Linked DNA regions of Homo sapiens: region 1 is linked to region 2. Evidence: read pairs that join two places in POLR2A ChIA-PET (ENCODE). Cell type or tissue: OCI-LY7. All regions are shown on one strand. Each heading gives the region's core, and the rest is flanking DNA. Links, peaks and the distances in the headings are about the cores only. Region 1 overlaps SOBP (sine oculis binding protein homolog). Region 2 overlaps SOBP (sine oculis binding protein homolog).

Region 1 (12,646 bases), core at 1,589-9,588, 76 kb before region 2:
CATTTCACCTTGTGGTTTCAGCTTCTGCAGTCACTACAAACTCAATTTCTGTCCTCTCAGTTCTAGTTACCCTACGCAGCCCACAAGCCCGACAGGATGTCATGAATACCAGTACCTATGGCGTGACCTTCCAAACCCCGAGGCTTCACCCAAGAGCATTTTAGGTCACACAGCTGCATTTTCTGCATGACAGATGAATTCCTGAGCATTACATGAGAAAGGGGCCACAACTGAGCAGCCTCTTCACGTGCACTTAAACCAAACAACAACAAATGGCATATCGCTATTTTTTGTATTTATACACAAAGGACTGTCCTTAACTGTCATGCTAAATAAAAACATAAAATCAAGAAAACTACTTCAAACAGCCTTGCTGGCACACTGATTTTGAACTAAATCCCATTGGTCTATGGATGAGGGTTTATTCTAGTCATGTTGATCATTTTATCTCTTCCTTTGGCCATTCTCTGCCACAGGCCTCTGCGCAAATTCAGCCTTATCCAGAGTAAGTGACACATATGTCCTAAAGGGCCAAAGAACTATGGTCTCAAGAGGAGAATGGGTGATCAGCTACCCCTAGACTAAGTAAACTCTTCTAACCAGACAAATACTTCATGGCCTAATAAACCCAAAGGAACTATGAATGCCCTTAATACTATGATTTCTGGAAGGTCACCTAACTTTCCTGAATTGTACCAGTTAGAAGTTATGCAAATTCTTCTCTATTGTCCTGTTCACACTGTACAGTCATTTACCCATTAATTTGACTAAAAAGGGCTGCAACAATTATGTAATAAGAAGGCATACGGGCCGCGCACGGTGGCTCACACCTGTAATCCCAGTATTTTAAGAGGCTGAGGCGGGCGCATCACCTGAGGTCAGGAGTTCAAGACCAGCCTGGCCTATATGGTGAAACCCCATCTCTACTATAAATACAAAAAATTAGCTTGGCTTGGTGGCGGGTGCCTGTAGTCCCAGCTACTTGGGAGGCTGAGGCAAGAGAACTGCTTGAACCCAGGAGGTAGATGTTGCAGTGAGCTGAGATCGTGCCACTGCACTCCAGCCTGTGCGACAGAGAGACTCCGTCTCAGAAAAAAAAAAAAAAAAAAAAAAAAAGGAGTCATACAACAACCCAAGCTGCCCACATCTGTGTTGCCAGGCACTTTAAGAGAGAGCATGGGCTTGGCCCTGGGATGATCAAATCAAGCTGTGGGGTGGGCAGGCTCCCCAGCTAATTGAGCTTCTTTGCTGAACACCAGTGAGATGTGAGAGATGAGTTTGGATTGGAATTCCATTATGGGTTTTCAATAATTAAACATTACATGTTTGGAACCTCATTCTTCTGTATTACTTTTTAAATATTAATCTATTTACATCAGCTGGACTTCCTGCAGCTTGATACGCAGTAAACGGGAGTCACACTGAGAAAGACAACTGTGTTCTTAGCTTAAGACATCTTTGATGATCACCAACAGTAAAGGCGACACAAACCCTCTGTTCAACCCAACCCTGTATAATAATTACCCTGCCTTTTAGAGGGTGGCTGGTTCCACTTTTTTCAGCACACTCACACATTCCTCATGACTACACTGACTTTCCAAATTAGCAAGAATCCAAATTAATCTTATCTCGAGAGTTTTATAATGCCCCTTAAGACCACTGGGGCACGCTGCCCTCTTTAGAAGCGGGGTTAGAAAATGGATGTGGAAGGTATGTGAGGGTTTCCTTGGAGATAACCCCACACTGCAGTGACACTCCAGCATAAAATTCAAAAGCCAGCGCACACATCAAAACCTCATTAAGGGATCACCTGTTTTATACCATGCCTGCATGCTGTTAGGACTTTAGGTGTGCGGGTGAACCCTGCTGCTCTGAAGCCTTCCCTGCCTCCTCCCATTTCATCATGCCTGGCAGACGCTCGAGCAGCAGCCCAGCAACTGCCCGGGAGCCCCTGTCTGCTGCCTGTTCATCCTCTCTCACCACAAACACACGGCACCCTGAGGACACAGAGGCCCTCCCCATGCCTGGATGCAAATGGCACTGCCCAAGAAGACAGCCTGAGGCCAGACTTCAATGGAATAGGGATTCTAGGCCAGGCAAGACAGCCAAGGGCTGTCTAAATCAAAGGACTGGGCCAACCGTCGCTGTGAGTGTCCGCTGCTTCGGAGATTACAGCCCCCACTGTTTCTGCAGTCAAAGTAATCATCAGACCCGAATCCACGCTCGGCCCCTCGCAGAGAGCGCCATAGAACCCTCTCCGATTTGCTTTCAATTTAAGAATTTTATTCCCTTTTAAGACAAAGCGAGCAGTGCAGACCAGCCATATTACAAGGCTATTTTAAAGAGCAAAACACCATTTAACTTAATACAAAAAGATGTAAGATTCAAAGTGGAAAATTACAAGGGAGCTACCCCAGTAATAGAAAAGTCCCCAGCTGTCTACCCTTGTGACCAGAGAGGAAGCTAGATGTACTGAAAGTCCCAAGAAAATCTTCCCAGATTTTAGTATCTTGTTCTATTGTTTTACTTTTCAGTGCTATCAATGGCATATGCAAAATACCTGAATGCAAATGTCTGTTCTTAGTCTCAGAAGGGAGCCTGGGTCCGTGCATACCATCCAGGCAATGCATGGTGCCATCAGGGCTGGTCCAGGAAAGCTAAAGTCCTAAAGCTGTGACTGGTGGTCCCAGGATGCTAAGTGTCTCCTTCCCCATGGGAGAGGTGGCTGTACTAGACTTTGCAAAGGACAAGTAGATCCCAAGAGTGCACAGGAAAGGCTCCAGAGGGAAAGAAAAGCTCCTGATTTATTAGAGACTCCACAATGGCTGAAGCCGCCCCCCCGCCCCCCCCCCACCCCCCTTCCTCAATGAGTAGGCATCCTTTTTTTTTCTTTTTTTTTTCTTTTTTTTGCCCAGAGACAGAGTCTCGCCCTGTCACCCCAGGCTGGAGTGCAGTGGTATGATCCTAGCTCGCTGCAGCCTTGATCTCCTGGGCTCAAGTGATGCTCCAACCCCAGCCTCTTGAGTAGCTGGGACTACAGGTATACACCACCATGCCTGGATAATTTATAAATTTTTTTTTAGAGACAAGGTCTCACTCTGTTGCCCAGGCTGGTCTCTAACTAGTCATCTTCTTTTAACCCAGAGTTTCAAAATCCTTTCCCGTCCATAACTGGAATTGATTAAATTTTGCCTCCTCTTCCTGCTCTCCAGAGGCAGAACTAACAAGCAGAAATCAGCCTGCCCAACCTCAGGGCAGGTAGGAACTCTCCCCAGATTCTCACAATCAGATTTTTCCCTTGGGGAACACACCATCCTTTGAATAATTCCTGGTCTGAACAAAAAACCAAGCACATTCTATAGGTAGACAGAAGTAATTCAGAAGGGGACTGCCCACTGAGCTTTTCACATTTACAAGACAGACTAGGGGCAGGTGAGGGACAAAGTGAAGCCCTCTCATTTTGCCCCATACCCAAAGGCTGTCGTTTCCTCAAGATTATCTCAGCCTTTGTCCCTCTGATTTCCAAGTGACTTGGAAAACAGAGTAATAATCCCTAGAAAATACCTAAAAGCTTAATAAATCTATTGCTTGGAAGTACCCCACTAATATTCAGTCTAAATCTTTCTTTCCTTAATTTTATTTCATTACTCCTACCCTAATTATACCCCTTGTTCTGAGCTAAATAAATTCCTTCCTTCCTCTGTGTTTATGTCCTTCAAATGTCTGAAGACCATGATCATGCCGACCACCCAAATCCTCAAACCTCACTAATGTGGCTGCATGAAATATAGAGAATAACACAAACAGTCCCCATGGGTGCCGCAGGCTCCAGCTGGATCTCTCCTGCTTTGCTAGAACCCAAGGTCCTTACTCAGGGAGTGGCTCCATTTTGAGTTCTCTAATTATCAGCATAAAAAGAGAGACGCCAGTAGGTCAGAGCAGTACACAGTTATCAGGAAACATTCAAAATGATGTTCCCACTGAATTTATAACCAGACGGAAACAAATCCCCAAACAGTAATTAACTCTAAATATTTCAGAAATTTACGTCAATGATGCTTAGTGATTTTTTTACAAGGAGGGGCATATTTTAAAACAGCTAACACAATAGATCAACATCAAATTCCCTTTTGATACCGGTTTTGCATTCAGCAAATAACAATCCAGCAATTTTTGAAACCTCAGGGTCATAACACCTTGGAGTAGATCACTGGCACCAGGGGTCATTTCATTGCACTTTCCAGTCCATGCAGGCAGCCCTGCTGCCATACGCTTGGCTGCTCATCTTAGTCTACTGTGATGCTTCTGCCAACGGGGAACTCACTACTTTATAAAAGTGTTCATCCTACTCTTATTAGCAGACTTCTGATACTGAGAAGAGAACTGCCTTCTTGCAAACCCTACCCATGGGCCTGGCCCCCTCTCTCTCGAAGCTACTTAGCACAACATCCTCCTCCAGACGGCAGCCCTTCATAAACCTGGCAACAGTGTCATGTGCTCCCTGGCCTTTTTGTCCCAAGGGTAACATCTTCAGTTACTCCTACTGTCCTTTCATATATATATTTTTTAAGAGATGGGGTCTCACTCTACTGTTCAAGCTGCTTCAACCTACTGGGCTCAAGGGATCCTCCTGCTGCAGCCTCCCAAGTAGCTGGGACCACAGGTGTGCACCACACCCAGCTAATTTTTAATTTTTTTGTAGAGATGGGATCTCGCTATATTGCCCAGACTGGTCTCTAATTCTTGGCCTCAAGTGATCCTCCCGCCTCAGCCTCCCAAAGTGCTGGGATTTTAGGCGTGAGCCACTGCGCCTGCCTTACTCCTACTGTACTTAAGGCATCATAACATCCAGACCATCATGGGCCAGGCTGCTCTGCCTTACACTTCCATTTCATTCTTAACATGTGACACAAGATGAAACACAACATACTTCTGAACCTGCACCTCAGAGATTGCTAGAGCTGAGCTTGCAGATTACATGGATCATTTTGTGATTGTTGAAAAGGCCTCCCCTTCCTCTGCCTTAGGTATATTCTACCTTTGAAGGCAGATTTCTTCAGGTTAAAATATGATATATCCAGGAGTCCCCTGTTAAAAACCCAAATATCTCTGAAAGGCATACTGTTTTAAGCTTCTAGAAGCCAGTATAAATTGATTTATTCAGCAACTTTGGACTTAGACCTGGATTCTAATCCTGACTTTGTCATTTCCTAGCTGTAAAACTGCAATAAAATTATTTAACCTTTCTGAACATGAAGGAATTAGTTAAGAAGGTCTTTGAACCTGGAAATTCTTATACAATCATAATCAAACATAAGCCAAGTATCTGTGAACTTATAACAAACAATTTTTTCTTTCTCCTTTTCCTCTCACTTACTACTTCTATAATTCTCAGAAAACAGACCTGATTTCTCTACATAAAAGTAGAATGAGTCATTCTTATATCTAATATCAAGGTAATCATGGAGTAACATAAAACATCTGAGTCCAGACAGTCTAGTCAAAAACAACTGAATGGCTATGTATTTTTAATAAATGTTTTTCTGCCATCCCTTTGAAATATTTTGAAACATCACCTTGAAACAAGGTCAAAGAGAACCCTTAATCCAGAAAGGCATTTTTCTCCTGGGTCTAGTCTTAGGACCTTCGAGAAACTCTAAATGTTGATCTTGGCAGCAGAAATAAGATGTAAGTGGCTACAGCCTTGACCCCTGGCTGGGATGCAGAAAGCTGCAGTAGGGCACACAGCCTCCACCTAGCGTTCTGAGTTCCTGTTTAAAAACAGCACTTGGTCTCTGGAAACTTCAGGGCTTCTCAAACTTCAGTGTACATCAGAGTCACCTGGAGAGCTTGTTAAAAGACAGACTGCTGATATTTGTATGCCAGTGTTCATTTCAGCATTATTCCCAATAGCCAAAGGGTGGAAACAACACAAGCATCCATCAACAGATGAATGGATAAACAAAACATGGTATAGCCATACAATGGAATATTATTCAGCCATAAAAAGTATCGAAGTATTGCTATATACTAAAACATGTAGGAACCTTGAAAACATTCTGCTAGGCAAAATAAACCAGACTAAAAAGGCCACATAATTCCACTTGTACATAACATCTAGAATAGACAAATTCATAGAGACAGAAGGAGATTAGAGGTTATCTGGGGCTGGGGATTGGAGGGAGTGAGGAATTATTGCTTAATAATTACAAAGGTTCTGTTTGGGGTGATGAAAAAGTTTTGGAAACAGATAGTGGTTATGGTTGTAAAACACTGTGAATGTCACTGAATTCTACAGTTAAAATAGAAAATGCTATGTTTTATATATATAACTACAACATTAAAAAAAAATTAGCCCACAGATTCCTGGGCCCCACTCTCCAGTTTCTGGTTCAGTAGGCCTGAATGGGGCACAAGAATCTGCATTTCTAACACGTTCCCAGGTGACCTGATGCTGCTGGAACTGAATTTTGAAACTGCTGCTCTAAGTCTACAAAGAGGAGCCTAAACAAACCCTTCAAACTCTCTTCTCATCTTGCTTTGTTTTGCTGATTATCTAGAAAAGTTCAAACTTCTGTGAATGTATAGCAAGGTCAACAAGCTGGAAATAATAAAAACAGCTGAGTCTTTCATTCTGCACTCAGACTGACCTGAAGCTATCAGTTCTGCCCTTTGGTTTTCTTCTGCCTTTTCTTCTCACTCAGTGTTGAGCCAATGTTGACCATTTGGAATGCCAATAATTAACGCCTACTCAAGCAGAGTGGGAACAGGTGCAAGTCAGAATGGGCAGTGGAGAAGTCAGCCTCCAGGTCTTGTCCTCAGAAATCTTGCCCCAAATTGTCCAATCTCACTATGCTAACGGCAAATTATTTTCTAATAGGCCTTAGAAAAATGCTTGCTGCTTAAAGGTTCAAAAGAACGTGTGTGCCAGCCCTCCTGATATTGATCTGGGCAAGATATTCATGAAAGGTATAGAGGATGTAATGCATATGTCTCATTTGGGGTCTGGTAAACTGCTCCAGAGCTCACGTTTCTGGGATTCTCTTTTTTTTCCATTCTTGGGTTCACCTCAAGTTCACCAGTTTTCCCGATGGAATTAGTTAACTCCTTCAAAAGTAATCTATTTTTATTCCTGCTCATTTGACTGTTGTATTTCTACACGTACATGCTTAATTGAGCAAAGTCTGCTGGACATTTTCTCTACAGAGGTAACACTGCACAGCTTCTTGACCGGAAAGAACAGCAACCATGTCGCCACCATTGCGTACCCTGACATCAGTGGCTGACATGTAAATAGTCATGGCAACAACACGGGTGAGTCCAATGCTGGCCCGGCCACACAGCACATACAGCCGGTCCTCCTACTGGGCTGAGGAGGAAAGTGATAGCTTCTACTCAGCAAGCAGAAAGTGTTGGTTCTTTTCAATTTGCAGGGCTGTCATGTTTAAATATGAAAATGTTGCTTATAGTCAAATGTTAGTGACAGCAGCCTGTGGCATCTATCATGGTTTGCACTCTTACTCCTGCTAAAAATAGGCTTGCTTTCTCTGGATTCCTTCAAATTCCACATCTGCAGGAAGTTTTTGTTGCTGTTGCTGGCCTTTTCCTTTCTTCCTGAAAGATTACTGTTCTTTGGCTCCACCGGGGCCCCCTCTTTCTTCCCCTCTCTGGGAGAAAGCCATTCAGAAGGATAATAAACACCCCAGGCTCAAACAGTCCCACAAAGACCTCATGTCGGTTCTCAGTTATTGGCACAGGCCTCCGCCTCTGAAGCCTTTAGTGAAGAGGGAACTGGGGCAGCTACAAGGGGCAGAACCATTTGACCTTCAGAAGTAAAGGAACGGAGGCTGATGGGGTTGGCTGGGGAGGGTGGAAAGCACAACTGGACAGCAAGTCTTCTGGGTTTGGGCCCCACTGGGCAGCACCTGCTGAGCAAACAGCCTGCTCTCTCCAGCCTGCCAGAATCATTTTGTTTTCCAGGTATTAAATTCATACTCTACAAATGGTAACTATGGTAGTGATGCATTTATTTAAAAATTACCAGTGGAACAAATGTTCAACTCTTCTCAAGGCAAGTATTCAATTGCCTTCATTAAGTCCATGGTGTGTGTATGTGTGTGTGTGTGTGTGTGTGTGTGTGCGTGTGCACACACGTGCGCACACACACATGCGCAAAGAAAGAGAAAGATGGGGAGAGAGTGGGCATGTGGTTGGAGCAAATGGTACTATTGCTTTAGGTTATGTTCAGAACCAGCCAAACAATCATGTTTGGAACAAGACCTGAATGCTTTGAAATGCTCAAGAGCTTTAAAACACATTAGAATCACTTGAAGAGCTTCTCCTCAGGCTCCCACTCTTGGGGATTCTGATTCAACTATTCTGCATGGGCTGAGCCTCCCAAGGGTTTGCATGGTAGCCATGTGGCACCTGCGAGGACCTTCCGAGCAAAGGCCACACATTAGCATGTGGATCCCTGGGCTGCTCAGACCTACTGTGTCCCTTCTTTCCCAGATCACTGCCTCTCACTCCCTGCTGCCTCTGTGGGCCAGTCCCCTCTGGTACACCCTCCTCTTCAGGAGCTAGCAATGATTCTGGCCATGAAACGTCTTACAGGAGACAGTCCAGAGAGGTCCCCAGAAAGGAAGACAGCCAGTTCTGCAGCCCTGGGTGGGCTGTCTTGCTCACGGAGACCCCAGAGAGCTCTGGACCGAATAAGCACTGTGGAAAGGGAAGAATCCATTTCATTCCCCTTCTACTCGCAGCTCCTCCCAAATGCCTGACACCTGATGCATGCTTGATAGAAGTTTGTGGAAGTGTCAAGTGTTTTCTGTTTTCCCCAGAGTTTACAACCTATGTGGCAGTACAAGGGGCCTTCAACTGGATAAGATGTGACTAAGAAGAGGTGGTTGTAAATGAGCTCCTATGAAGTGGGCCCTATGTGGGTCCCAACTTGTCTTAAGGACACTGGATATGTGTATTTAGAGTGGGAAGAGAGGTCCTCGTAGAACTAGAAATCCTCAGTCAGGAATGGGTGAAAGAGCACCAGATGACTAGGAGCTGGCAACACTTGGGTAGCACTTTAAGATCGTGACCCCATTGCCCAGTCCTGACTTAGTGCTTTGCTCCCACTTTAGCGCTCCCCTAGGGCCAGTGATGGTCTGGTGGGAGTAGGGCTTTGTCAGCAGGCCTTCCTGGAACCTCTCTCCTCTTCCTAATATTTAGGACTCCTTATGCATAACGGAGCTAGGCAACAAGATTACCCCCTCACCAGGGCTGCCAACACCACTTACTACCTCAGCCTGAAAGACCCTCAAGATCAAGCAGGAAGTCCTGGGAAATGTATCAGTTACTGACTTGTTAAGTACAAATTCTACACCATGAGTTGACTTAAGACAAAGAATCTCTGCATTGTGCTCCATGGCTGTTCTGTAATTTCTCTCTACTATCCACAGACACCAACTCATTCTTGGGATTTGCTGAGGAGCGGGAAGTGTAGCCTAAGAGTATACAACCTGGGGCTTTTCTTGTCTATAAGGGCTATTATTATAAAATCCTATCTCCTTTGACAGCCTATACATACCTCTCTGAAGTGGTGGTCTTCAAGCTGGGGTGGGGTACCCCAGGGGGTGCAAAGATCATTCACTGAAGTAAGGGAAGAAAATATTAGAATGCCTATTTACAGTTACTGTTAATCATTTCCATTTGTGTGAGAATTTATAATTATATAAAGATACTACAACAATAGTACATCTATACAATTTACAAATAAGTACACAGTGTGGGCATGTGCTCAAAAAATTATTTTAACTGATGAGGTGTGTGATCAAAAGCCTGCTGAGATCATGGATCTAAGTGACAACAGTCTGGCCTCATTTTCATTTACTGAAAGTATCAAATTAGGGTGTGAATAGCTGGGGACATATTTGATGACACTCCCTAGATTTTTCTTTGGTAGTGGTGGTTTGGGGCGGGGGAGTGGTATTAAAGAATAGATCAAAAGTCTCTTGTTTCTGTGTCAGGCTAAGGGGCTTTCTGATGCCAAATCGAACAAACTCACTGGATTCCCTCTCCCCAACAGGATGTGATCTGTTCCTCCTTGGGACCCCTCTTCGATACTTTTTCCCTTGCTCAAAGCACAGGTCACTATAATTTCTGTTGTCTCTTGAGTTCCTGTCATATCTGCCCTTGAGGGCAGTATCTGTCTCTTAACTCATCTCGTGAGGACCTTGCACGTAGTATAAGATGGAGAATACTTGGAAACATAATTGAAACTTTCATTTTAAAAGAGATGTCGATTTCTACAGCCAGGTCACTGGGCACAGTGCAGCATGCAGCACTTACCCGGCTTTAGATTCCATAATCAGCAAAAGCTAAAAAATAGCTTTTAAACTTACCATCCTATGTCAGTCCTCTAAATTATTTCTGCCTTATTTTTGAAATCTCAAAAATAGTAATTCATTTCATTTTTTTTAAGGAAAAGAAAAAAGACATTCTAATACCACGCAACTATAAAAGACATCATCTCAGAAAGAAAAGAGAATCCTTCCCAAGAAAGGACCGGGACCTTGCACCTCCACATAAAGTATATATCTAGCCCCCCATTTTTTTCATCTCATTCATCATGCCCCAGTCCATACATCACCAACGAGGAAACTCAGAGGTGAGGGGAAACAACACCACACAAATTCCAACCAAATCACTGGCAGCATTTTGCCCTACCAGGTGGTCAAAGGAGAGACAAGCCCAGTTCTGAACAAAACCATGGTGTATAAGATGTAAGATGTTTGTCCCACCTTCTTCATCTCTGTCTCCTCGTTGGTTATCTATCCTTCCTTCAGGACCCTAGTCCTAGGCAAATGAAACTCAAAGTGTCAGTCATCATAAGGCTCTTACCTTAGATGGCATTCACAACCCAAAGAAAGTAACCTCTAATAGTGGAATTTTGTGTGAGTGGGTAGCCCATCCTTTCCACTTGAGTAGCCCCTCAAATCACAGCACATTCATGGCTACAAACCAACTCACCTCTCTCTAGAGCTGGCCCCGTAAAGAGGCCCATAGCTCCAGCAGCCATTAAGATTCTGGATTGACACAGTGTGTCTCATACCTGGTAAGGGGCAAAGCTCTCTATGGAACCCCATGAAATGCTGATATGGTTAGTTCTATATTTGAACTGAAAACAATGTTATACCCCCAAAATATAATTATACTGATTATATTGCATGTGCATAATCAAGAAAACCCAACCTCAAGCCACATACTCCTCACATGCACACAAAAGGCTGCTGAACTACACATGATCAGCTCTTTCTGAGTTCAGCAGTGCTCATTTTTTCCTATTGCTTATTCAGTTTGATAAGTGCTAGCATATGCTTGCTACAATAGGTACCAGGTGCCAAATGCGTAAGAAAAAGTAGGAGAGAAACTCTTAAATGGAAAAAAATTATATTCATTAACTTAATTTTTTTCTGCAACAATGCCAGCGTTTGACATCAGCAGCAAAGCACGAGGGGCCAGCTGGAGGCGCACCAGTGTTCCTTGGGAGCTGAATGATAACAGACCAGAATATTTCATGTTGGGCCTGTCCCAGAAATTCCAGGTGGCTACAGACATGATCCTTTAAGTTACTGTCCACTTCCTGTTGTGCAACAAATTGTCACCAATTGCCTGAAAAGAATCAGGACACATTATCTGACCAATGTTTGTTCTGCTGTGGGTGGGGTATGTAAGGCAGACTGGGATGTGTAGCTGGAGCCCCAAGTCCTCTCCATGATTTATAGTGTGACAACAGGCGGAACATTTAAAACCAGGTGTCCTGGAAAATGTATGTGAGCCATATCAATAACATCACCCAGAGCACGTCCCTGGGACTGGACTTAAGGTCAAATGCTCACCAGCCCCAGTGCTTTGCCACACACACCTTCTTCCCAGTCCCCTTTCTCAGGACAGATTCTCTCCCAACAACAGGCGAAACCCAAGGCCAAGGAGTCTACCAGGCACAAAGCTCCCTCACCTGTTCAAGGGATGGGGGTGGTGATAAGCTCCACGTTGGACATCACTATAGGCAGTTCCTTTGAAGTCATGGGGTGCAGGCTGGGATTGCCCCTGGCTACCTCTCCTCACAACACACATTCATCTGCCTGAGCAGAGGGAGGCCAGTCAAGTCCAGCCTCTCCTGCTCCTGTAGGCAGAAAGCAAAGTAGGAGGAAGAGGGGATCCCAGTGAGGGCGCTGCCGCCCTATCCCCCACCCAGACCTTCAGTGTAGGAACCCCCTCTTTTCCTTCCGGGGATTAAACAATAGAGCCCAAATTCCAAGCACACAAAGGCAGTTTGGGATTTAGATAGCTATTAGCTGCCTCGCCTTTTCCCCCACAGCTGGAGCCCTAAAGCTCAGACATCAAATATCTAGAAGCAGTGAAGAAGGGGGCTGAACTTCCTGGGGAGCTGCATTCCCTTGAATGCTGCATCCCTGCTGCACCCCCACTGCCACCCACCCCAACCTGTTACTTTTTGTGATTCCAGCAAGACATTCTGTCAGCTGTGGATAAGAGTGCTATCTAGGGGCCAGGCGCAGTGGCTCACACCTGTAATCCTAGCACTTTGGGAGGCCAAGGCGGGTGGATCACCTGAGGTCAAGAGTTCGAGACC
Region 2 (12,646 bases), core at 2,427-10,426:
ATCTGCTGCTGTAATGGCACCACTGTTCCTATTTATAAATGGGAATAACAGCTAACCACAATCCCTTTGTTTTAGTTCTGTGCAATCTCATGTTCTAAAGTCTGAAAAGAGTGGAAATAGTGATCACATCAGTCCTGATACTAGAGCCAATGTTCTAATAATCAGGTTTCTCAAAACAGCTGGTGCTGGGTAGAAGAGGTGGTTCATCTAAGGACCCTATGATGACGGCTAACCACATTTTTATCTTTCAATCCACTTTGGATTATTTCTCCCACATGTCAAGGGTAGACAGGCATGACACATCCATCGTGTAAAGAATTCAGCCTCATGAATTAACCTCAGGAGATCATCTCTCTTTCTCTCTAGAGGGCATTTGCTTGCATCTCCCATCAGCCATCACTCTGGTCCCCTCCCTAACAGTTCCCTGACTTTCATTCTGGTAGCTACCCCTCCCCATGCTGCCCATGGGCTTCAGAGGAAAATGAGCTCAACCTGAATTTCAGAGGGAAGCCCTGATTGGCTCATGCTAGACATTCCATTGCTCTCTCTCGTCATAGCCCACCCTCCCAATTCAGGTATGAGCATGTAATGTAAGCATAGACAATGAGTATGAATTTCAAGACTCTTTTTTTGGAATGCTAGGCCAGAGACTCATTCCAGAGGATGTCAACAAGAAAGTGTGTAGCCCTGATTGCTGCTAGCAGCTGTCCCATGACCACTGGGGAGCTTGCCATGAAATGTGGCCAACACTCTACATGGAAGAATACAGAGATGGAAAGAAACGGGACTGTGATAAGACCACTGTGCTGCTGAATCAACCTGCCCCAAAGTACATACTAGCTTGGGACTTTATAACTCCAAATGATATCTTTTATTGTTGAGGTCTTCTGTTACTTGTATTAAAAATCCTGACACACCCTACAAGTAATCACCAGACTATACCTACTCTCAGAATAAAGCTGACATCAAAATAATCCCTTTACCCAAAGATGGTCCCTTCAAGATTACCATCTCTTTACCATAATGCTACCTCTAAGGCTAGAGCTTGAGAAGGCCCGTGGATGCTGTAGGTCTCTCAGAGCAAGAGTTAGATTCTGTATGGAGCTTGCCTTCTGAGGCCCTAACCTCTCTACCGGGTTGGGGACAAGCCCCACCTGCCCTACAGAAAGAAAATCGCTGTGTCAGAACACTTACCCAACAGCATCCCTCCCTGGTGCCTTTCCTCCCACACCTTGCCCAAAAAAAAAACAAAACACACAAAAAAACAAAACCACACACACAAAAAACTAAATTGGTTCAATACACTTTTGCTACTGGGAAATGTTTCATAACTACTAATGAATAATTCAGTGAATAAGATATTTTTAGTTTTCTATTGCCAGACACACCCAACTTTGATGTGAATGCTGTTGCCTTTCTTACTCTTCAAATCCCCCTTGCATACGGGATCCTGAATGTGTTACTTCCGTCACAGAGGCCCAATCAACAACAAAAATCAGATCATATCACCCATCCTGCTCAACAGCTTCCAATAGCTGCCATCACACTTAGAATGAACTCCAAACTACTGCCTCTCCAGCCTACGTCATTTGGCTTCTCACCACCTTGATCATTCCGCTCCAGACATCTGTACTTCTTGCTGCTGTTCAAAAATGCCAAGACTGTTCCTGCCTGAGGACCTCTGTTTCTCACTTACTCCCCCTTCTCCACAGGACACTCTGCTGCCAGCTCCTCACACACAACTAGCTCCGTCACTTCCTTCTGTCCCCAGCACACGTCACCTCCTCAAAAATAACTCCTGTGATCCTCAGATATGAAACAGCAGCCCTTCACTAGCCCTCTCCCTCACTCTGCTTTTTATTATAGCACTTTTTCCTACCTGAAATCATATTACAAAGATATGTTTAAGCCTGTATATATCATCTATCTCCCCCGCTAGAGTGTAAGTCCCTTTAAGACAGGGACTTTTTCTCTTGTTCAAAAGTCTACCCACCAAGACTAAAACATGCTTAGTGCCGTATACAGGCTCAATATATCTTTTTATTTTATTTTTTAAAGAATGAATGGATGATTAAATAACAAGTTTTTTTTTTAAGTGTGGCTAAAAACAAAAAGCTGTAGGGAGGTACTTATCTCCTGTCGGGCAAATTCCCCTTTTTCTTTGTTATCAATTTATATTGCTCCACTTATGAAACATACAATCCTACAGTTTATCACAGAAAGTGTCACATCCTTCAAAGATTCTCCTTATAACAAAGATTTAGATGTGCAGTCATAAAAATGCTCACCATATTTTAAATGATATGAAATCATTCTATCAAAACAGATTATAAGATAACATATCATTTATGAGATCCACATAAAAATCACTGCTTTACCATGGAATGTCTGGCAAAAGGCCAGTGAAAATTTGCAGTCATAATATCTCAAAATTCCTATTACCCATTGAGCCTCCAAAATATAGTTATTGGAGTGGGAGTGGGATTAATTAATGCTAATTAGCTAATCAAGAAAGTTAAACATTAAGAAAGTTTAAGTTTCTGTGACAAAAATCAGATGCAAAATCTTTGAATTACGTCATAACTTCTACTATTTCGATGGAAAAATAATCATTTCAAAGTCAAGGCACTTGTTTTTCTACGATCAAAGGTGGTTAAATACCTTTAAATACATTTCAACATATTTATGAAGGAATTATCCTACATGCCTCCAAAGCTCTCTCATAAATCAGTATAATGTTTCCAAAGCACATTTGGAAGTACAAAATTCATATCTACTAACTATATTTTCCTCTATTCGAAGATGAATTAAGCAGAAAATACATTAATGTCTGAATTTATAATAGGAGTGGTTAACCCTCAACCACAGCAAACTAATGAGGAATATTTTACCATGGAAAAATTAATCAGGGCTCTCCAACACTATGCAATTTGACATTTTGAGGACTTAATCAGGAATGGATTTTATTCCGCTATTTACTTTTCATCATGGGGATGACTTACAAAGACACTACCTGTTAGAACAAATATAATTCTTGAGCTTAATCTTGTCACTTTAAAGAAATTTATTTTAAATAATATTCCATAGTTTAAAAATAGTCCTCACAGAAGCAACATTACTAAGATTATGTCATTTCTGGGCCAAATTCAGCTCTCAAACATTGAGCAAATATCAACATAGACACAGTGAGCCTCAGAAACTGAATGTGACTAAACCTCTGTTAGCAATGAGACAACACAACTTCTGGGAGGTTGTGACTGCTGGACATGGACTTCCATCCCCAGCCATCGATTATCACTATCTTTGTTAAAGACTACAGGAGTTTCATTTAACTAGAGTGCTCAGTAAATTGCAGCAGAGTTCAAGCATCTTTATGGATTCATTAAACCATTGATCTGCCTCACAGAGCTTGTAGCAGAGCCCAGCTCTGGCCCACAGCCTGTGTTTACAGAGAATGCAATAGACTGATGTTTGTAACCTCCAAAGGCAGTCTGTCAGTAGACATTAGATTCCACTGTGTGCACAGCCACCCTAAGAGTGGATTGTAACATAGGGAATTTCCCATTCTCAGTCTCAACTGCTGGGACAGAAATGAAGTGACCATCTGTAGCAAGATTTTCTTTATTCCATTCTAATCTGTGATAATATAAACAAAGAGCAAAGAGCCCGAGGAACAAAGAATTACATATGGCTTGGCCAGTTCACACTTCTGTTTATGTGTACATAAGCTATCCAGAGGTATTGAAATGGAGGAGAAATTAAGATAATCACAGGCATGCCTATAGCTTGGATCCCCCATGGGGCCTCTCGACTATACTAGGCATTGTGACCAGACATTGCAAAGGTGTACAAGAAAAATTCAGGACTTAATCTACTACCTTAAAATATCTCAAGGCAAGCCACCTGCCCTTTTATGCCTGCACTTATTCAGATACTTAACATTTTTAACAAAGCACTGAATCAACAGAGTATAACTACTATTCCAGGAAAAAGAATAATCATTATCTCTTGGTTTCTCAGGACAGTTCACCAAGCACTCTCAGAACCTTCTCCCTCCTCTGTTTTTTATTAATAAAGTCTCACAACACCTTCCTTTTTAAGTCAGGCACAAAGAGTAACTTTGTGCTGAATGCAGCTTATGATCAGAGAATCACATCAAAATGACCTGTAAGATAATTCTTTAAACGCTCATTCTTCAGATAAAGCTGAACACTGTTAGTGGCAAGGTGAGAGAGTTGGAAATGTAAGTGACTGGATCAATAAGGAGAATGTTCGTCCCAAATAAATAGATCCCTTCCTGATCATTTGTTTCACTGAACTGCCCACTGCCCAAACAGACAGTCGGACTATGAACTCCAAACACGCACATTCATCACTCTGCAGAAGCAGTCACCAGAACACAATGTGGCTGATGCAATCTGACACTGTGGTTAATGTTAAAAGGGAGCGTGCCTTTTAGATGGATTGGATAATTACCGGCAGTTCCGATGAGAAAAAACTTGATTTAAGTGAACAGCATTAGCCTTCACCAGAAGGATGGCCAGAGATGTACTATGTCTGAAAATTAACATTCCAGCATATATGTCAATAGCACTGTGTATTGATCCCCAGGTGACCGGATTCTGATTTATGAAAAACTCCCTCTCTTCCTTCCGCTCACTGAAAAATGTTGAACACAGACTGGGGCTTGAAGCTATTTCGAGTTTTCATCAACTCTTCACATTTAATTTAAAATATCTAATGTTATTCAGAAACTGATGTCCATTCTGGCTAATGGGTTAGAATTATTGCTGTTTCCTTCACAGTCTCACAACATGTGGCTCATTAAAAACTAGAAGTGGTTGCTGTTCCTTTCAGTACAAACCTACTTGCCCCATGCTGTGTTCCAGGTATCCCTTAGACCAGAGTTTCTCAAGTGGTTTTCAAGTGTTTTGGTGAACATGAGGTCACATACCTCTCCCCAAGCTTCTGATGGCTTTCTAGAGTACTATGTCCCACCCTGTCTGCAGAACCTCTGCCTTGGAACACTTTCTAGCTCTCCTCAAGAGCCTGTGTGTCACTTTAAACGGACCTACACTTTACTTCACTAGCCAGAACCTTCCTGCTCTAACCCTACTCCCAAATGTGTTTCCAAGGACTGACGTTTACCCCTCCTCTGTGATTGCTTTTTCCAGCCTCTCATTTGCAGCAGCTCATCAATATTCCATTCTGTATTTCAAAATACAAGACAATAAGAAACACTTGGGTTTGTTGTTCTTTTCCCCAGAGCTTTCTGAGAACACCCGTTTGCTATGACCAAAAGGGAGCTCAGCCACTGGCCTGCAGACTAAAACCCTGGGAGGAGAAGCCACTATACACATGAGGCAGTGAATAGGCTTATAGTACAGTACTAAGGAACACTGCAAAACCAAGCAATCATCCTGCAGGCCAGGGTGCAGCTGGACAGATTCAGGAGGCTCACTGGTGGCTGTTAAAACCAAGGGGAATCCACAGGAAGAACCCTGGGGCTCCCCAGGTGCATTTACTGGTGGGCCAAAGATATTTGCCAGCAACTGGCAAAAGCAAGTATGTGGCCTGAGCTTCAGGTGGTCAGGGGACATTAATTGCAAGTAATTTCTTAATGTCCTTCTCCAAGCCTTCATGAATGATAGCCATTTTGCAAATTAAATCTTGCAGGTATTTAAAGGAAAAAGAGTAGACAGGTTAATCACTAGATTAACAGGGCAATTGTTACACATTTCTTCTGTACTACTTGGTTCTATAATTAAGTCTGAAACTGAGAAATCTTTCCCAGGATATATTCAACTTTAATAAAAAGACAAATAGACTATGTCTAAATAAAATATAACTCCAAATAACATGATGATACATGCTAATTAGAGATGGGTTCTTCCAAAAGAAATGTCTTCTAAGAAGAGATCGCTGTATAACCAAGAATATAGTCTGAAAGTAAAAGAAATGCCAATAACAGAATATTCTCCTCCTTGAATTATTTATGTTATTATTATAATGATTGTTAGGAAATCTTAATGGCATCATTTGCAAATGTTGTTTCTGTCTATATCATCTTTTTCTTTTTAATGCATCCTTATCCTCATCTCTGAGCCACATTGGTTTCTTCCCACTGTGATCTGCTGGGGAACCACAATATCATGATATTGAAGAAGTATTTCGATCTTTTTTTTTTTTTTTTTTGAGATAGGGTCTTGCTCTGTTGCCCAGGAAGGAGTACAATGGCACAGTCATGGCTCACTGCAGCCCCAGCCTCCTGGGCTAAGCAATCCTCCCACCTCAGCCTCCTGAGTAACTGGGACTACAGGTGAGCACCATCACAGCCAGCTAATTTTTGTATGTTTTGTAGAGACAGGGTCTCGCGCTATTGCTCAGGTTGGTCTTCAACTCCTGGGCTCAAGCAATCCTCCTACCTCCACCTCCCAAAGTGCTGGGATTACAGGCATGAGCCATGGCGCCCGGCCTTTCAAATTATTAAAAAACTAGAACAAGGAAGCAAAACTTTGGTGCTCTTAGGAATTTGTGTTTACTTGTAAATTATCAACATTCCGAATCCATAAAGAACACTAAAAACTTGAGATCCGAACAAGAAAAGTAAATAATCATCCTTTACATTGCCTGCAGTAGCCATTTGTCTTGACTTTTAATTTCCTTCTTGATTTTTGGATATTAGTTTGGACAATAAGATATTTCCCATGTAAAAGGAAAGAGATCAAACACAGGCCATTTGGAAGTGACTAACATTTGTGGTCTTGTTTGTTACTCCTTTTTAGAGGGATAATGGTTACAAGACATTACTCCCTTAGGAAAGAGTATTTTTACGTGTGCATTACTATGCAAAGTAAAACTGGTGTTAGCAAGTTGGACTAAATGTTTTCACAAGAGTGCAAAATCACTAAGGAGTCTCTGCAACTTTCCAATTCCTAGATGAATTACAAGGACAGAAATGCTCTCAAGTCCAAAAATGGGCTGGGAAAAGAGTGAGCTATTAGTTCCCTGAAAAGTCTCCAATACATGAAATAATGAGATTGACATCCCATTGTCCATACAATGCCCACAGACTACATAAGTATTTTTCTTACCCGCTGTTTCAAAAACTTTTAAGCCAGCAAATAAGCCTTCGGGGATAAGGACCCTACAAAATATATTATGAATTAACACTATCCACTTCCTAGAGCCAACATTCTGAAATGTGTAAACTAGTAGTTAGAGTCCTTAAGTGAATACAGCTGTGATTCATGGTCCTCTCCTGGCAGTGTTGAGTAGAAGTATTTTGAAGAAAGCCTAATATTCGTAGCAATCCAGACAACTCTTCAAATAAAAATTTAAATTCAGTTAAAAATATAACCTATATACTATATAGGTTAACCTGGCTTCAATCCATCCCACCTTATTGCATAGTGACAGTCTGTGAGAGATGTATGTGACACTTTCAACCCGCCCCATTAAACAAACACAGAAACCCAAAAAGAAATGAAGGATTGAGAGGCAAAAGAAATTTCAAGAGCCCATTTTCAGTGGGCCATCATTTTGAGAGTTGGGTTATTTTTGTCCTTGTTTTCAGCAGCAAATCAATTCCTGACTCTACACCCAAGCGTGTGTGAAGAGAAATGCACAGAGACCACAAGCACAGCTGTCCAATTTACATTCACAAATGCAGGTGTTGCTCAGACACAAAACAGAGGTCAGCTGAATACTGCTCCTAATTAGCTACCTTTTCTACTAGGATTTTTCTTTGTAAAGTTATGCATGCAATTTGGGTTCAACTTAGAGACCATTTTTAGATCCCACCATGCTATCCAGCAAGAAGCGGGCTGTCATAAAGCATAATTTACAGCACAGTTAATTTTATGTTTTTTTAAGTCTACACTATACCTAAGGCAAAATTCTGTTCTGCACACACACACATTATTCACTCTGTTTTCTATCCACTTCTCAAAACTTAAAAAAGGTAGAATTTAGCCAGAAAAAAAATCTGTTATGTAGGAATGGGAAGAATTTTGCCCTTTTTCTAAGATTAAGAAAGTCCACAATTTAATTAACAAGGACTAAGGACTTTGTTAAATGATACAAGAGGAGAAGTAGCTATTTGCTATTGTCTTCAGTACGGAACACCCAGGGGCTTATTACAAGCAGTTCTTAGAAATGGCAGGATGGAGACTGGTATCTAATACAATCCATTAGGAAACCCAAGCCCTAAATGAAATGACCACAAAATCCTATCAGTTAACAGAAATGCAGCAGCTGTACATGTTTATTGTAAGACAATATAATATTGTAACAGAGATAACACTCTTTAAAATTAAAAAAAAAGAAGCCAACAAATGATAGACTAGTTTATTTCTCTATTTGGAAAAAAAAAAAACACACACACACACACACACACACAAGAAGGCATAGCACATCAGAGCTTTGGGATATATAAGGAAGGATGAAGACTGCAGAGAAGGGAGGAATTGTTTGTACACTAACAGACAACTGGGATCAGCTGGCAAAGTCACTGGCTAAACACCAAACTGCTGCAACTTCCAGGTTTAGCAAGATGTTCAAAGACATATCCCAATAACGCCTGGTAGAAAGTGAAATGTGATGGTCCTCCTCCCACTGCTGACTTTACCTGCTGTAAGTATTTCAAATGCTAATTCCTATCCTCGCTCCCAGTTATCCATTTTTCAAAAATGTACCCTATGAAAGTTTAAATTCAGTTTGACCTTAAACTTTATAATGATGTAAACAATATAGATATAGATATGGTATTCTGGAGTGTTTTTCCAAATGGAATCAGGTGTCTTTCTTCAAAGGCTCACTATAAAATACAGTTTGCAAAATATAACATGTATCACCAGGATTGTGACAAATCCATCTTGCTTGATTTTAGTCCCTACAGGCAGCCCATCAAGATTCAGACCCATAACCCTTCAGAATTATAGAAAGACAAAAAGCCCTGTTCTATAGCCATCTTCTGGATTGGAATGCAAAGTATTTTGTTGTGGTAAGTAGGGCTTTGAAGAAGAAAGCACTGGGCCCACTCCTGGGTTTGTTACTCCAGTGCTCGGCATTCAAAACGGGAGCCCCGGGGTCTCAGAGATCATTTTAATCCCCCTATATTAAAACAAAACGTGTCTCCCGTGCATCATTCTTCCCACCCTCCTCCCCAGATTCACTGGCTCCTCCCAGGGGAAAGTGAACTTGACTGCTGACAGTCCCAAAAGAATTCCAAACAATTTCCTTACTTGCCTCTCTGTTTCAGTGAAGATTATGAGCCTAACTCTTAGAGACTGCTACTAAAATTCCACCCTGCTGAATTCTGCAGCCTAATTCTTTTGGCATTATGTTTTTTGGCAGAATGAATGTGACCCAAATTTTCAGGAGATAATTTGCTGCAACAGTGCCTGCAATGCAGTGAGCCCATAATTAGCATTTCAGGATTGCAAATATCACACTTTTGGAAAAATAATAATTGTTTGCTTCAAGAAGAACAGATTTGGATCTTGTATTATAGAAATGGAAACAACAAAATGTGGACAATTTTAGTAAAGATTTTATGAATTAAGGAAGCTTTACATATCAATGGAAAATAATTGAGGACTAGCAAGTTACCGCAGTAGTTGGTGGCAAAGGCTACAGCAGTTCTTTAAGGATTCAGAAAATAGTTGTGTGCATGTGCGTGTGATTGTAAAAACATCATGCATTCCATTTCCCATCCATGGTGGCTAACACTATTCAAAAAGGACATTTTCAGACCTGGGATGTCTTCAAAACAAAACCAAAAAAAATTCTAACGATGGCTGTTCCTGTGTTTACCCACCACGCTCCTCACAAATGCTTGGCTGTGTGAGCAATGTTGTTTCACGTATTCATGATTTCATCTTTTCTCAATATCAATCAGCTTTAACATAAGATGTCAAGAGAGACTTGACATTTTTCTTGACAAGAACTCGTGGGCCAGATTTTGAAAAGAGCAATAGCAGTATTTCCACTGGGTACAAGAATTAAACTAAGTGGGCTAAAACTTTCTGGCCATGCTTTTGTGGCTAATTACTTGGCTTTTTAAAGAAATATCTACCACTTATCTTTCATGTACTCAGAGTGCAGTCTGCACTCTACTGCTGGAAAGACACTGGCCATGAGGATACCAGCTGTGATCACAGTGTCCTCATCAGATTCATTCACCCTCTCAGAACACAAACACTAAGCCAAGAGAAACACATTAGAAGGGGATTCCTTATTCCAAAAGGTTAAGCATGACACAAAAGGGGAATCAACAAAACAGAGAGAATAAAAATATAAAAGTAAAAGGTGCGCAGTGTTTTCCGCTAGAAGCTATGAGGCACATGCGCGTGTGGGCTGGTGAGGCCTGTGGGGGGCCGCCTCTCTCTCCGGTGCTCTTACCTTATTTCTCTTGAAGTAGGCTCGTCGGCAGGCCGCAAAGCACTTCTCGCTGCAGAAGCTTTTCACCTCACTTCCCATACTCAGGGAATAGCGCTTGATTCCCACTTTCTGGCACCAGGCACACATTATTTGTACATTTGACACATCATCTTCTATAATAAAAGTATAAGAAAAATGTTCATATCAGAAGCAAACATCCCTTCAAATTTAGACACACCCTGAACCTGACAGAGCTACCTGGGCCTGATTTTAGTTTCTGGACCTTGGAGAAGAAGTGCTTTTTCTTTCTCTCTCTCTCTCTCTTTCTCTCTCTCTTTTTTTTTTTTTTTTTTTTTTTTTGGCTCCTAAGTTTCCAAAAGACATTTACTTAAAAACCAGAGCATGACTGCAGAGCCACAAGGGCTCCTAGGGCTTCTTAGCCTGGTTTAAAAAAAAAAAAAAAAAAGCTTCATCTGCCTAGTTAAACCAGCCCCAGCACTAACGAAGCTTGTAAAATAACCCATTTCTTCAAAGGTCCTGTGAAAGCCTGCAGGATCTGCACTGGGTGGGACAATTTGTAGGGTGCTAACTTACAAATGGAACACCCTCATGTGAACCTTGACCAGACGCCAGGCTCAACCATGGCCTGTTCCCTATTACTGTTAAATGATATGTGCTATTGTTTATTCTTGCAATGTAATAATTCCCAAGCAACACGTTTAGTCAAAAAGGAAAGATGTGCGTGGCCAGATTCTGGCAACGGAAAGGGACAAGCCTGGCTCGCTGAACAGACTCTGACAATGCAGCCTTCCGGCACTGGTGTCCTAAGGGAGATGCAGGCCTGATTGAAATTCTCCTCCATGTGATGTGGTTCCTGGGCCCTGGATGGAGGGATGGTAATGGGAATGCCAGATCATTCTCAGCCAGATTGGTGGTCCTCCCAGCCCCTCATGTCATGTCATGGGGTTGCTCAGAATGAATTTAGGTGGTTTGCAAATATTTCCATTATTTAAATTGTATTTCTTTTCCTTTGTATGAGAAGAAAACAAATTTAACTAGCATAATGAGCCCATGATATCACAAATACTACTGCTTAAAACAAAGGATTTTAAAGTGAGTCAATTAGTAAAATATATTCAGTAAGTCATAGTGCAGGTGGTCAGAAGTTATGACAAACATTATGATGGTGATATTCAGGTCTGGGAAAAACTGGCCTCTGAGGGGTGGGTGGGGGTGAATAAAAGGAAACTTTAAGTAGACACCTAAGTAATATTTCCTTGTTGCCTCTTAACGGCTTTTGCTACATCTTGAGTTTTCTCTGTCCTCCCAATTGATAGTGACTGTGTGTGTGTGTGTGTGGTGTGTGTGTGTGTGTGTGTGTGTGTGTGTGAGAGAGAGAGAGACTGATTGCCACATCTCTTCTTCCTTTATGGAATTTTTTTTTTATTAACCCACATTCATGCTCCAGACATGAATGGTAATCATAAAATCCCCAACAAGCACTCGTATAGTGTTGTCTGATTTCTGGATAAAATCCCCCAAAGACTAATTGCTAAGCAAGGCCTGGTCCACGAGTTGTTGACATATTCAGGGTTCATAGAGTTTGTCATGCAATCATTTCATTTCCAGGGAAAAGATTTGGTTTGAGGCAGTGTGGTCATCAGCCTGCAAAATTAGAAGCAAACTAATTTGTAGTGCAGAGATATGGCTTTTTTCCCCCTGAGTATCACCACTCAGAACTATATGCAGCATTTTATTTACCTCAATGGAATAAATATTGCCATTTTAATGACCTTTTAGTATTTCACAAATTACATATTGTGATCTATTGTTATCAAGTGAGATAGTATAAAAAATGACCTTTGATGTCAGTCCAACATTTTTGATAACTTTCTTTAAATGGTATAATATGAAATCAAATGTCAAACAATTACTGTATTTAATAATTTGTTCTATTCAAAGCAAGCTTTTTGATATTTCAGGAATATCCTTAACAAAAAAAATTTAAAAATAAATAAATAAAAGCAAGCTTTTATTTATATTTTACATGATCTCTAATATGGCATCTCTCTACATATGAACATTTTACATGGTATGAAAAATTAGCAAAGCTTTATAATTTACCTTGGTGTATGGAGCAGTTTTCTTAGATTAGAAATAGCATATATTTTAAAATATTCACCTATCTTTACTAAACTAGATAGCAACTAATAGTTTCTATTTTTCCCAATTGATAAGATACTTTAAAATCTTAAATTCCTGA

What was found. Peaks named below come from ENCODE experiments on the same cell type or tissue, not always from the same donor. Only the 100,000 strongest peaks of a DNase experiment are listed, where the experiment ranks them.
Region 1: POLR2A ChIA-PET joins it to region 2 with 7 read pairs; 1 of 35 experiments calls an interaction of 5 or more read pairs at or near these places.

What each region holds. Positions count from the first base shown.
Region 1 is chr6:107,606,291-107,618,936 of GRCh38, reverse strand. All of the region lies in intron 5 of SOBP (sine oculis binding protein homolog), which reads right to left. Among named protein-coding and RNA genes, the nearest start is that of SOBP, 120 kb to the right of the region's middle. RefSeq lists a silencer at 5,438-5,732. In OCI-LY7, for the core only: no CTCF peak of the experiment used is centred there; DNase peaks (open chromatin) are centred at 2,606 and 2,966; H3K4me3 peaks cover 1,382 bases; H3K27ac peaks cover 2,061 bases.
Region 2 is chr6:107,531,369-107,544,014 of GRCh38, reverse strand. SOBP (sine oculis binding protein homolog) reads right to left here. Exons shown (of 7, transcript NM_018013.4): 4 at 10,405-10,556. Among named protein-coding and RNA genes, the nearest start is that of SOBP, 48 kb to the right of the region's middle. In OCI-LY7, for the core only: CTCF peaks have their summits at 7,328 and 7,527; DNase peaks (open chromatin) are centred at 5,464, 7,634 and 8,134; H3K4me3 peaks cover 3,117 bases; H3K27ac peaks cover 6,041 bases.